Regions from separate parts of the Mus musculus genome. Here region 2 is linked to region 1. Evidence: chromatin contacts called from ENCODE POLR2A ChIA-PET data. All regions are on one chromosome and are shown on one strand. The core of a region is the stretch at or near the end of the contact, and the rest is flanking DNA. Distances in the headings are between cores, read along the strand shown.

The links. ChIA-PET counts read pairs that join two places held with the same protein, here RNA polymerase II (POLR2A).
Region 2: POLR2A ChIA-PET joins it to region 1 with 10 read pairs in embryonic stem cell. The contact joins the promoter of Gpx3 here to the promoter of Lyrm7 in region 1. POLR2A ChIA-PET finds 5 or more read pairs at or near these places in 3 of 5 experiments (Patski and embryonic stem cell).

Annotation. Positions count from the first base shown.
Region 1 is chr11:54,858,532-54,865,207 of GRCm38, forward strand. It overlaps Lyrm7 (LYR motif containing 7), which reads right to left and starts at 2,066. Exons shown (of 5, transcript NM_029327.5): 1 at 2,021-2,066. The coding sequence starts at 2,038. It overlaps Gm31490 (a long non-coding RNA gene), which reads left to right and starts at 1,283. Exons shown (of 3, transcript XR_879859.2): 1 at 1,283-1,509; 2 at 3,385-3,499; 3 at 4,218-4,328.
Region 2 is chr11:54,900,916-54,907,508 of GRCm38, forward strand. Gpx3 (glutathione peroxidase 3) reads left to right here and starts at 1,939. Exons shown (of 5, transcript NM_008161.4): 1 at 1,939-2,137; 2 at 6,212-6,365. The coding sequence starts at 2,051.

The sequences.
Region 1 (6,676 bases), core at 816-3,315:
TGGCTTTGGAATTGAGTGATGTGTAGAGAAAGGAGTTTTTTTCTAAAGTGCTCAGCAATAAGAGCCCATTGCCTGGCAGAGACTGTTGATAGAAATATGGATTAAAAAAAGATTTATTTATTTATTTATATAAGTACACTGTAGCTGTCTTCAGACACACCAGAAGAGGGCATCAGATCCCATTACAATGGTTGTGAGCCACCATGTGGTTGCTGGGACTTGAACTCAGGACCTCTGGAAGAGTAGCCAGTGCTTTTAACCGCTGAGCCATCTCTCCAGCCCAGGAATATGAATTTTAAAAGGCACCACATAGACTGTGCTTGAAATGTAGTGGGTCCTGAGTTCATTTCTCAGCACTACACAATAAAATATAAATTAAGCAAGAGGTAAAGAGACATATAGGCCCAGCACTCGGGAGGCAGAGGCAGGCAGATTTCTGAGTTTGAGGCCAGCCTGGTCTACAAAGTGAGTTCCAGGACAGCCAGGGCTATACAGAGAAACCCTGTCTCGAAAAAAAAAAAAAAAAAAAAAAAAGACAAACAAAAAAGAGACAGATAGGCAGGCAGGCAGAAGCACACTAGCACACGCGCGCGCACACGCACACGCGCGCGCACACACACACACACACACACACACACACGAGACTAGGTGTCTAGATGTCCCTGCATCTTAGAAAGTGGAGAAGGGAGGATCACTTGATCCCAAAGTTTAAGACCATAGGAAGTCTGCAGTGTGGAACACTAAAGGATAGTAATCGGAGTAATTTTATATAGTACTTCCTGGGGAGTGGGGGTGTCCATTAATATAAAAACAGCACCACTAGCTTAAGACCATTATCCTAATAAAAAGAAAATGGGGGCTGGAGAGATGGCTCTGAGGTTAAAGCACTGGCTGCTCTCACAAAGGAACCAGGCTCTTCCCATCAGCCATACTGCAGCTGACAACCTCCTGTAACTTCGGTTCCAAGGAATCTGACACCCTCTTCTGGCCTCTGTGAGTACCAGACATGCACATGGTGCACAGACATACATGCCTTGCAAATAAAATAGTTGAAAAAGTTATTTTAAAAGAAAATGTGATCTTCATTACCACAAATCTACTAGAACCGGCATTACATTGTAGCTAATCATATCTTTTTACTTATTATTTATGCACTGTTGGGCATGGAAGCCAATGCCTTGAAAATGCTAAGGGCTCCAACTTAAAAGTTAAATACAACCTCAGCCCTACTAAGAAACTTCTTTTCAAACGCAAAAAGTAGCTGGGCGTAGTGGCTCGGGAGTCAGATTCCCAGCACTTAGCATGAAGATTGCTGAGAATTGGCCGCCGGTGTGAGCTACAAGTCTGAGGCCAGCCCCTCCTAATTCTTAATCAAACTTCAGGTGTCTGCCTATAAGTCCCCGTGATTCTTAAATTTCGAGACAAGATCTATGTTGCCTGGGCTTGCCATCAACAAGTAGGCTCAGCAATGCTGCCTCTCGCCCACTAGAGATTTCTGTATTCCTCTAGGTAAGTTAAATCCTATTTATAGGTTCACAAAACATGCTGTTTATTAATTTGAAGCACTTCTTACGATTTTATTAGTTGTTTATAGTCTTCCTACTATGGAACTTCTTTATTAAGGCATAGGTGGTCGGTTTATGGTCATCAGTCTCCTCTATTCACTACCTTTCATGGATCAGCCATCCTCCTCATTCATTGTCTCGTGTGGCTGTCACCCTCCTCCGCTCCGCGCCCCTCGAGATCCACTCCCTCCTCACTCACTGTCCCCCCCTTCTCCACTGCAGCCCCTCCAGGTTGTCTCCCTCATCATTCACTCTTCCACATGGCTATCAACCTCCTCCATTCACGGTCCATAGGGTCGTCTCTCCTCACTGCCCTCAAAATTGTCACCCTCTACCACTCATTGCCCCTGAAGGTTGTCACCCTCTTACACTCTCAGCCCCCCTCGGGGTCGCCTCCCTCCCTTGCCGGGGTCTTGAGCCTCAGCATCCCTGCACCCTCCTCCCGGCCCTGTCACCTTGGCGGGCTGACCCATGGCTCCCCACGCCGCTGACTCCGCCTCTGAGGGCGCCCCCTCTTGGCAACCAATCAGGGCCGGGGCACAGCTGGCGACGCTCCGCATAGCAACCAATCAGAATGCAACATGTCCTTCCTAGCCCGCCTTCCCCGCAGGAGGAAGTTCAGGCGTTTGCTAAGCAGAGCTAAGTATAAAAACGCGAGAAGCCGCGGTGCCAAATTACGGACAGGAGGACGGAAGTAGCTGAGAAGCCATGTTTGTTAGGGGCAGACTTCACTCCGCCGCGCCTAGCGTGCCGCTCGCGCACACTGTTTGTTACTGGGTGGCCTCGGAACCTGCTCGTTTTTTATCTCTTGTTTAAGGGCGTGGGCGTCTCTTAAGTGTCTATATTATAAGGTTTCCGGGCTGTGACTGTCTCCTTGGGAACGTAAGCAAACAAAAGCTAAGTCCTAACAACCACAGCCCATACATATCAGAACGCTGACTCCAGAACGTTCTGTTTGTACATTCTCTTAATTATTCCCCCCAAAGGTGCGGTTGAGTTGCCTGCTCAAGTTCACACCCTTGATCCCAGAGCCTCCTCACCTTCTGCATTATTGCCCTACTTATCTTGCCCCGTTCTTTGGTTTTGCTGAGGTAGGAAATAATTTATTAGAAGCTTCATAGTAATAACCATAAAACATTTATATACATTTTAACTTAGTACTTGCAGGCATGGATAAAAATTTCCACCTTGCTCCTGTTCCGCAATCATTTGCGTTCAACATTCCTGTAACATTTTAGGCTACTTTTAGGTAAAACTGACTGTTTATTAAGAATCAAAGATTCTTAATCTTTGATTAAGCTGAGTGTGGTGGGATATACTTGAAAACCCAGTATTTGGAAGGTAAAGTCAGGAGCATCAAGAATTCAAGGACAGCCCTGGTCTAGACTATATGAGACTCTGTGTCAATCAAAAAACAAAAAGGAAAAAAAAATTCTGCTTTTGAGACAGGGTGTCACAGTAACCCTGTCTGGTGTGGAACTTGTTATATAGATCAGGCTGGCCTCAAACTTTGAGATCTGCTGCCTCTGGAGTGCTGGAATAAAAGTTGTCACCACCAAACCTGTACTCGTCCTCAGGAATGCTTTCTACCTTGTTCAAAACCTAGAATTGGCCCAGAACTCACTGGTTAGGCTAGACTGGCTGTCCTGGTCTCAGAGATCTTCCCATCTCTACCTCCCCAAGGCTGGGATTACAAATGTGAAATACCATGCCTAGGGAGTCTTATATAAGAACACAAAGATAATTGTCAACTTTTAAAAATTGTTATTGATGGCTGGAGAGCTGGCCCAAAGCCTAAGAACACTGCTGTTCTTTCCAGAGGACCTGAGATTATTTCCCAACACCCATATGGCAGCTAACAACTGCCTGAACTCCAGTCCCAGGGGATCTGACACCTTCTGGCCTCCAAGGACACGGTATACATACACATCCAGGTAAACACTCATACACTCATAAAAATAAAATCTCACTAAAAATTTCTTATTGAGGTTTTATTTATTTATTTATTTATTTATTTATTTATTTATTTCAGGACAAGGTTTCTCTGTGTAGCCCTGGCTGTCCTGGAGCTCACTCTGTAGACCAGGCTGGCCTCCAACTCAAAAATCTGCCTGCCTCTGCCTCCCCAGTGCTGGGATTAAAGGCGTGCGCCACCACTGCTCGGCTGCAGAAGTGCTTTTAATAGAACCAATGAAATCAAGTGTAGTGGCTATTGTCTTTCATCCAAAACAATAATCAATTAGATGATCTTATACTGTGGTGGCTTCTGTAGTACTATAGATCAATTTCTTAAAAAAAAAAAGTAATTTGTAATAATAACTTCTGATTAGAAAGTTAATGAAAACCCTTCTATGTTATTTAAAAATATGGATCCTGTGGCTGAAGAGATGGTTCAGTGCTTAACAGCACTTACTGATCAGCAGGGGACTGGAGTTGGATTCCTAGCACCTTCACAGCAGCTCACAACAGGCTGTAACTCCAGTTTTGGGAGATCCAGTACTCTCTTCTGGCCTCCGTTGGCTCCTACATGCCTGTGGTGCCCATAATGTCATGCAATTGTATACATATAATAGATAAAATTTTAAAACATAGTTCTACAGTGCCCAAATGAGATCAGAAGTGAGTCTTAAGCCAACATGATAGTTTCTTCAGCTGTTCCAGAGATGAAGGGAAACGAGACAGCTCACACTCTTTACTGATCCGGTGGTGGGAACTGAACTGAAGAAACGCCAGAACTCAGTGGAAATTCCAACTGTTCATCATGTAAGTTCCTGGAGCTATGTGGCAGGCAGGAGTATGCCCTCCAAAAGATGTGTGCACTCAGGTGCCCAGAACTTCTCATTGCCTTGCCTTGCAGGAATTTGGCAAGTGAATTAAATATTCTGAGATGGGAGACGTTTCATGTACGGTCTGGTGAGCCTAATGAGTCACATTGAAAGTGGAAGAAGGAAAAGAGGGAGATGTAAAAAGATACTCCTCTGCTGGTTTTGGAGATGAATAAAAAAGACCCCCCAAAAACCGAAGGGAAGCACATGATCTTGGAAGCTGGAAAAGACAAGGGAGTGGACTGCCCTCTAGAGCCTCCAGGGAGAATGCAGCTCTGCTGTGACCAGTTTTCCCTTGGTGGAAACAAATCACACTTAGGACTTCCAGAATGCCACCCAACCGTCATCCAAACCAGAATCTTGTCCCTTTGCTGCCTCATCACCTCCCTCCTCTCCTCTCTAGGGCCCTGTTGTTACACTGGGTTCACCCAGATACCCCAGGCGCCTACCTACTTCAGGATCCTTGATTTAATCACACCTCTAAAATGCTCTTTACCTAATAACATGTTCACAGGACCCAGGGATGGGGACATGGGCACAGTCTACTCATTACATCCGGTTTGCGTGAAGCCAGTCAGTAAGCTTGAAATGGAAGTAAATGAAGGAGGAGAAACAGACAGGACACAGTCACGCAGGTTCCTATCGGTCAAGGAAAGGACTTTGGGTATCATTTTGGGATAGCATGCTCTGAAATAGTACCAACAGGAGACTGACACCATGGTTTACACTTTACAAACATCCTTTTGGCTGTGTGCAGAGACAAGAGTTCAAGGTCATCCTCAGCTAAATAGCAAATTCAGGTTCTGCCCGCTACAAGATGAGATCCTGTCTCCAAAAGATAAACATACCTGAGGCTCAGCTTTAAGTGCAAAGTACATGCTACATAAACATGAGGATTGATCCTCAGCACCACAAAAGCAAACCCACTTACCTATACACCACCCTGCCCCTACTGTTGGAACGTAGGTTGTACTAACTGGATATCCAGTTAGTCATCTCTGTCAGTGAAATATAAAAATTTATAGCGTCCCATAGCAAAGTTTGGTAATTTACAATAACCTATTTCCTGTCTAATGAATGTCTATGAGGGAAAAGAGTTCATAACGATCTAAAGATAAAAGAATGGGGCATGTGGCGGTGGTGGTGTGTGCCTTTAATCCAGGAGGCAGAGGCAGTCAGATCTCTGAGTTTGGGGCCAGACTGGTCTGTGGGGTGAGTTCCAGGACAGCCATGGCTACACACACACACACACACACACACACACACACACAGACAGACAGACACACCTTGAAAAAAACTAAATAAATAAATAACGTTGTCAAAAGAGTAAGTTGCAGATGTAATATTCTTATTCTTTTGCCTCTAAGTACATAAGCGGTTTTCCCTACATTATATCACTGTTCCTCAAAGCCACAGCACCAGGGCCAAAAGCATCATCTAGAATGTACTAGAAACCTAACTAAGAGGACCATAAGCATCATCTAGAATGTACTAGAAACCTAACTAACCATAACTAACTAACCATAACTAACCATAAGCCAGGCCAACTGATATTCATGACCTTTTCGGTAGTTACGGAAATAAACGAACATGACTCCTAATCTAATGTCTTATGTTTAGACATTATTTACCAGTGATTGCAAAGTACCAGTAATGGCTCTGATAGCAAAGAATAGGACACCAAGACTGCCAACAACCACTATCAATAATTTTGTCAAGACAGGAGCTTAAGGTCATCCTTGGCTACATAGCAAGTTGGAGGCCAGCCTGGGCTATATGAGACACTGTCTCAATAATGGTAATAATAATTTTGTTGAGACAAAGTAGTCAAATATCATCATATAGGGCAATTCAAAGGAAATAGCTTTTCCATTTATTTATTTATTTATTTATTTATTTATTTATTTATTTATTTATGAGACAGGATTTCCTGGAACTTGCTCTTTAGACTAGGCTGGCCTTGAACTCAGAGATCTGTCCGCCTCTGCCCTAGAGTGCTGACATTAAAGTCATGCACTACTATCATCTGGCTTAAGTTTTCCCATTTTATTTTTTTTTAATTATGTGTATACATGTGTGTGTGTGTGTGAGACCTGTGTGCTCACATGTCCATGGGTGACTGAAGACATCCTGCTAGGCCAAAGGCATCTGACTTCCCTGGAGCTGGAGTTACAGGCAGTTGTGATGTTTGTGCTGGCCTCTGTGAGAACAGTTTGTGTTCTTGATCGCTGAACCATCTCTCTAAGTCCCCAAGGTTTCTTCCTATGGCCACTTGGAGATTGTCAG
Region 2 (6,593 bases), core at 689-3,188, 42 kb after region 1:
GTTTTGTAGACCAGGCTGGCCTTGAACTCACAGAGATGTACTTACTTTTTCCTCTGTCTCCCAAGCGCTGGGATTAAAGGCTGTGCCACTACATCCAAGCAGCAGTTTGCTTTCTTATACACATGAAGACCACCCATAGTGGCCTGGATTCTTCCACATCAATTATCAATCAAGAAAATGCTCCCACAGGCCAGTCTGATAGAGGCAATCCTCAACTGTGGCTCCTTCTTCCCAGATGACTCCAGTTTGTGTCAAATTGACAAAACCAAACCAAACCAAACCAAAACCAATGCAACCAAGCACTGCTCATGGACACAGTCATTCAAAACCCAAAGCCTGAGTATTGTGAGTGGGTCACTCCCAGAGGATACAGAAAAAAAGGGCAACAGAACAACATGGACCAGAGACTGTCTTCTGGTAGGTTATCTGCCACAAATTTACTGCAGGAATTTTCATAAAGGACTGCAAGGTTGCTAGGCCTCAGGAACTTAAGGTTTTAGAATAGTGATATCAATTAAAAACCTACTGTGTCAGCTAGTCACATGCCTCCATGGTATAAGGGCTTCCTGGTCTCCAGGTTCTTTCTACTTCAACACAATGAGTTTATCCATTTATTTATTATTGTTGTGCTGGAGGTTAGAAGTCAACTCTCAGAAACCAGTTCGTTCCTTCCTTGCACCCTTGGTTCTGGAGATTAAACTCAAGTCATCAGTTGCAAGCCCTTTTATTACACAGCCTTGTGAGGGCTTTTACCTGCTGAGCCATCTCACCAGCCCCACCATAGAGCCAGGCCTTATGAGTGCAGAAAATTTCAAATTCCACGGGTCACATTAACTCCCTGAATCATAGTAAAAGCATGGTACTTCGAGGCATCTCTGAGTCAGGAACTTTTCAGAAGGCCACCTAATCTAGGACTCACACAACCAAGACTGGGGTCAGGGGCCTTCGAATCCCTTCTGCAATGAGTCTGAAGGCAGAGGCTCAACACAGTGGTTCTGATGTGCAGCCCAAGACTGTCCTAACAGCTCTCCAGCCCACTGTGGTAGCAAGGCAGGATGCACCAAACCTCTATTGCAGACCGGATTAAGCCTGGAAGCTCTCAATCTAGAGATGCCTGGCCTGACCTTATATGAAAGCACAAACAAATCTGATGATTTAATGATTGATTCAACAAATATTTAAACACCTGTTGTGTACACTCAAGAGACTCCTGGACTAGGCCTACTGCTTAGAAGCAAATCACATAGTCAGAGCCTGGGAGACCTTAGAGCTCATTAACCAATCCCATCATTATAGTAGAGGAAACTGAGGCTCAGAGAAGGGAAATAATGAGTTTAAGACCACAGAGATAGACACATAATTTTTATGTGCTAATTTAAAAAAAAGGTGGTGGTGGTGTATTTTCTGGTTCCTACTCTCCTGAGCTGTCACCCACAACCTAACCGAGAAGGCTGAATTTAAAATCACGTTCACAGATCCCTCTAGCTTGCTGATGCTGGGGATTGAATAAACCTATGGCCTCATGCGAGCTGGTCAAGTGCTGTACCACTAAGCTACATTCCCAGTTGGCGCAGGGTCTCAGTCTGTAGCTAAGGCTGCAGATTGCACTGAACCTACGCAATCCTCCTGTTTCAGCTTTTTGGATTCTGCGATTACAGGCGTGAGTCTCTACACCTGGCTCACACAGTGCTTATTATTTGCACTAACGGGTTCTATGTTAAGTCCTCGGGGCCCTAGGTTTTCAGAGCTTGGGGAAAAAAGCTGTGTCCTGGGTGTTGTCTAGAACCTTGGCCGCGCCCATCTCCTGTTCTTCCCAGGCAGCCGGGCCCCCTTCTCTTCCTCCTAGGCTTGTGTCACCGTCGCCCCGGTCTGGGGAGAGGAGGAAAAAGGGGCGGGTATGTCTTGCCCTTTAAATCTTAACCGCGTTGCCATTGGCTAGGAAGCCCCCGCCTGGCTGCGGATTGGCCACAGTGGATGGCTTGAAATGTGGCTGAGCGCTTCGGACACCTCAGACGGACGGTGGCCACCCCAAGACGCGCCCCAGCCCGCCATGGCCCGGATCCTCCGGGCATCCTGCCTTCTGTCCCTGCTCCTGGCCGGGTTTGTTCCGCCGGGCCGGGGACAAGAGAAGTCTAAGGTGAGTGAACCTCCGGAGCTCAAGAAGAGTCCATGGCACCCAGGTGTCCACTGCGCGACTGGGAGAGCCACTGCTTCCCCAGAGGCACCGAGAGCCTCACTTGTAACCCTCGGTCTCTGCGCTCTTCCAACACAGACCCGCGTGCTTCAGAGGGCAGTACTAACCCAGGAGGGCAGTCTTTCCCGAGTTTATACATTTTCTTCCACTGTCATCTTGGGGTCGCTGGTGGCCACAATCCTGAAAAAAAATTGCCGGGGAAGAGGGTGGGCCGATGGTTTCTTCACTCATCCCAGGGCGCTGGAGGCAGAGATCTGTGACAGGAAGAATTTTTATTTGGGGGCGCATCCCTTTCTGGGCCTCAGTTTCTCCATCAGCAGGGCGTAGCTGGAGAGGATGGCTGGAAGGCTATGGAACCCTGCAGTTGCTTTCCCTATTCACAGTTCACTGGCCTGCCATGCATGGAGCAGACACTGTAGCTAGAGAAGCCAACCCAGGCCAGGAAGTCTTCTGGAGCTTCATCTCTCCTAGTCTAGCTGTGGTACCCTGAACTGGAATAGAAATGGCGAGCCTGAGGGCAGATGCCCCGGCATGCTTATCTTCTTGGTCAGGCCTGTGCTGGGTGGGCTCTGTAGGCCTCTCCTCTTCCCTAGGGTGAGAATGCAGAAAGCATGAACCCAAAGAAAGAGACTGTGGTCCCCAACTTCACACACACCATGCACACCATGCACCCCTGCACACTTGCATGCGTGGGCACAAAACTGGGTAGGCTCTAGCTTTGAGTTTCTAAAATCCTCAGGGTCTTCCTTCTAAGATCTTGTATGTCCGAGAGAGAGAGAGAGAGAGAGAGAGAGAGAGAGAGATTGATTAGGGGGTGTGGTGTGGAGATGGGGTGGGGGTGGACGGGGGCACTAGCCCTGTGCCTTTAGTGTGGGAACTGCTTGGGTTGGGGGTTGAATCCTGTCCTGAGGAGGCTGCAGGAAAGCACACTGGCCTTGTGCTGTCCATAGAATGAAGGAGAGATGGGTGAGTTCAGAGGGAAGAGAGAGAGCAGTCTAGAAAAGTCTTAGGGTGTGGTGTTATCTTATCTCATAACTAGCTGAAGCTTCTGGCTCCTCACAGCCCAGGCATGCCCATCTGAGCTCCCAGGTCCTTGGAGTTAACACATTACAGCTCTGGCTTCTGGGATTCAACTGCTTGCCTGGATCCAACTTCAGAACAAGGGAACAGGGAGGGGACGTGTGCAGACCCAGTGTGATAAAGCCACTGAAAGATGTCCTCTACACTCAAAGGGAGGGGCAAGGACAGGGAAAGCCTCTGTCTGGTCCAGGTTACAGCTGCAGAAGGCTTTGCATAGCTGTGGACTACCAGCTGCTGACGTGGCATCCTAGTAACCACTGGTTTCTAGGTGACTGACTGCACAAGGCAGAGAGCATCATGGGAGCACAGGCTGACGTCAAGGCTGAAAGGCCTTAAGTGGACCTGAATCCCACTCCATCTTACAGTTGACAGGCTGGAATCCTGAGAAGGGGGAGGGATGGTCACACACTGCCAGAGGCCCAGCTGGGTCCAGCTGCCATCTCCAACCTCTCAGACCTGTCATGCTCCCAACATCTCACCAATGGGTGTAGGAAGATGGAATAGGGAAGACATGGACCAGTAGTAGCCCTAGGCATCCAGGAAGCTTAGCTCAGTGTATTCCCCCCCAGCCCCACCCCTTTTGTTCCTCGTTCCCTTTCAGTACTCTTCTCTGGCCTCCCTGGTGGAGGAATAGGGCTATGGGATTCTATGAACCCAGAGGAAGGAAGCTGGGGGTGGGGGTGGGGTTGGGGACTCAATTGGTGAGTATAATCTATGGCTCATTTATCAAGACCACCCTCCGACCTATGCTAGCCTGGGCCCCCAGCATGAGCCCTATTCTCCTCCCATAGAAAGCATGGCAGTTGCCATTATTCATTTCTTAGGGCAGCTAGCACACAATTAAGGCCTCTCTGTACTATGACCCTTCCAGGCCTTTGGCCCTTGCTGCAGGTAATCTCCATGTCCTGCTGGCCCAAGCCTGTTTTCATCTGTCAGTAGTTTCTCAAAGTCATTTTGAGTGTTGGGATGACAATTCGATGAGTAAAATCATTGTTATGGAAGCAAGAGGATCTGAGTTCAAATCCCCAGCATCCATGAAAAAGCCAGGTATGGCCACACACGTGCCAACAATGGTGAGGTGGTGGGGCAGAGACTGGCAGATTCAGGAGCTCATCACCAGCAGAGTCAAACACTGAGCACAGCTGACAGGGTCAGCAACATGGCTCTGGGGTGACGATGCTTGTAACCAAGCTTGAGACCTGAGTTTGATTCCTAGAACCCACATGTAGGAACTCACTGGGTCTTCCCAGCTGTCCTTTGATCTCCACATGCTGTGACATCCTCCCCCAAATAAGTGAATAAATGTAATGAAATAATTTAATAGAGAAACTCTCACGATTTTCTTCTTTGGCTTCCACATGTAACTGGCTAGACACACAGCCAAACAAAACAGCAACAAACACACACTTTTGAGAGGCAAATGGAATTAACCTCTCAGACCAAAGCCCAAAGGATTAAGATGGTTTGCTCAGGGCCACACAGCCGGTAAAGATAACCGAGTCTTACTCAAGGGTCTCCTCATGTCCCCTTCCTTAAGACTATCCGGAGAAGCTGGACCCACGGGTGTTTCCCATTATTCAGTGAGCCTCTGGGATCTCCTCCCCACATCTGAGATTCAGCTTGGTATGAAGGTGAAGCGCCATGCAGGGAGGTAGCAGGGTTGTATCTCACTGTTTTTACTATGTTGCTCTTGTTGAGGCAAGGTATCTCAACGTAGCCCAGGCTAGCCCTAAACTTTCCACCTCCTGTTCCAGCCTCTGATGCTGGCCTTACTGATGTGTGACCCCCAAGCCTGAGGCTGTTTGCCTTTTAGGGTGGAAGTGATCTCAGCTGGGGCTTCAGAAGCCTGGGGCAGGGCTGTCCAGCTGAGCATTCAGTCTAACACTCGCAGTATTTAGACTCCCGGAAAGCAGGGACTTTGCACCCCAGCCAGGAGAGCTGTCAGCTGTCAGGGATGACCCAGCAAAGGCAGCCAGGCTCACTCGGCTGGCTAGCCAGGCCTGCAGTGATAGAGGCATTCCACTGTACCCCACTGGGGCACCTGCCCTGCTGCCTGGATGACTCCTTCACCCAGTGAGGCTGAAGGCCTTGCTTGGGCAGCACGTTTTCTAGACCCAGAGGGAAGAGTACCTTCCTATGAGGCTCTCCCACTTCAAGAGGAGCCCTGGAGTTTTGCTGTCCCTGTTGGGGGTGAGGTGGGGTGGGGATGGGTCCCTTTCCTCCTGTTTCAGTTAAAAATAGCTAGTCCAGCGTAATAGGGAGGCTGGGGAGGAGAAATGATCAAGATAGCACTGAGCTGGTGGCAGGGCTCGAGGGGAACCTGGGTACTCTGGCACACCCCACTGTGCCCTATGCTCCTTCCCTCATTCTCCTGGAGGTAGCCTGTGGAGTGTCAGCTGGACAGACAGGAGGGTGTATGGGTTAATACCCACTGTGTCTTCACTCTGGGTGTCACAGTGAGGCCTTGTGACAAACTGTTCCATACTCCGGGGCCCTGTTCCCACATCCCTGCTTCCTCGAGCTCTGACTCATTCCCAACATCCTGACACATCCTTTCTGTCCAGTGTCTCCTTCCTGGTCACCTAGCCCAGGCTTCCTCATGCTTGTCTGGACTTCGGTAGCAGCCACCCAACTGTGCCTCTCAGACCAACCTCACCCAACTGCCTAGGAAATATGAAAGTGGTTTCTGCTAACTTCAGAGTTCCACAGCACCCAGTAAGCAATTAATGCAAATACTGAGTGCTTACTGGGTCCTCAAGTATCTCAGTTATGGGAGATGAGGAATTAGGAGACCTCAGGTTTAGTCCAGTTCCAGTTTTTGTTGTCCTGGGTAAGTCACTCTCTCCCTGCTGGCAATCATCCATGACGGGAAGGTGGAGAAATGTCCTAAATGTGTCCACTCTAACAGCTCCCTTCTTCCACCTTCTTCTCTTCCAGACAGACTGCCATGGCGGTATGAGTGGTACCATCTACGAGTATGGAGCCCTCACCATCGATGGGGAGGAATACATTCCTTTTAAGCAGTATGCAGGCAAATATATCCTCTTTGTCAACGTAGCCAGCTACTGAGGTCTGACAGACCAATACCTTGGTAAGAGCTCCCTCAGGACTTGCTACTAAATCTGGACCCAACTCTGTCTTTTGGGGACACTTTAATAACTGTGAGGTACAAGGGGGAAAGGGTGGTGGTGACGCACAGGCCCAGGTTTGTATCCCAGCTCCATTGGATTTCATACTTTCTGGAGAGCATTACGTAAGCCTGAGGTGTGATGGTCTTTGTACTCTAGCAAGTTCCCGGCTACCTTTCTTTACCCTAGGG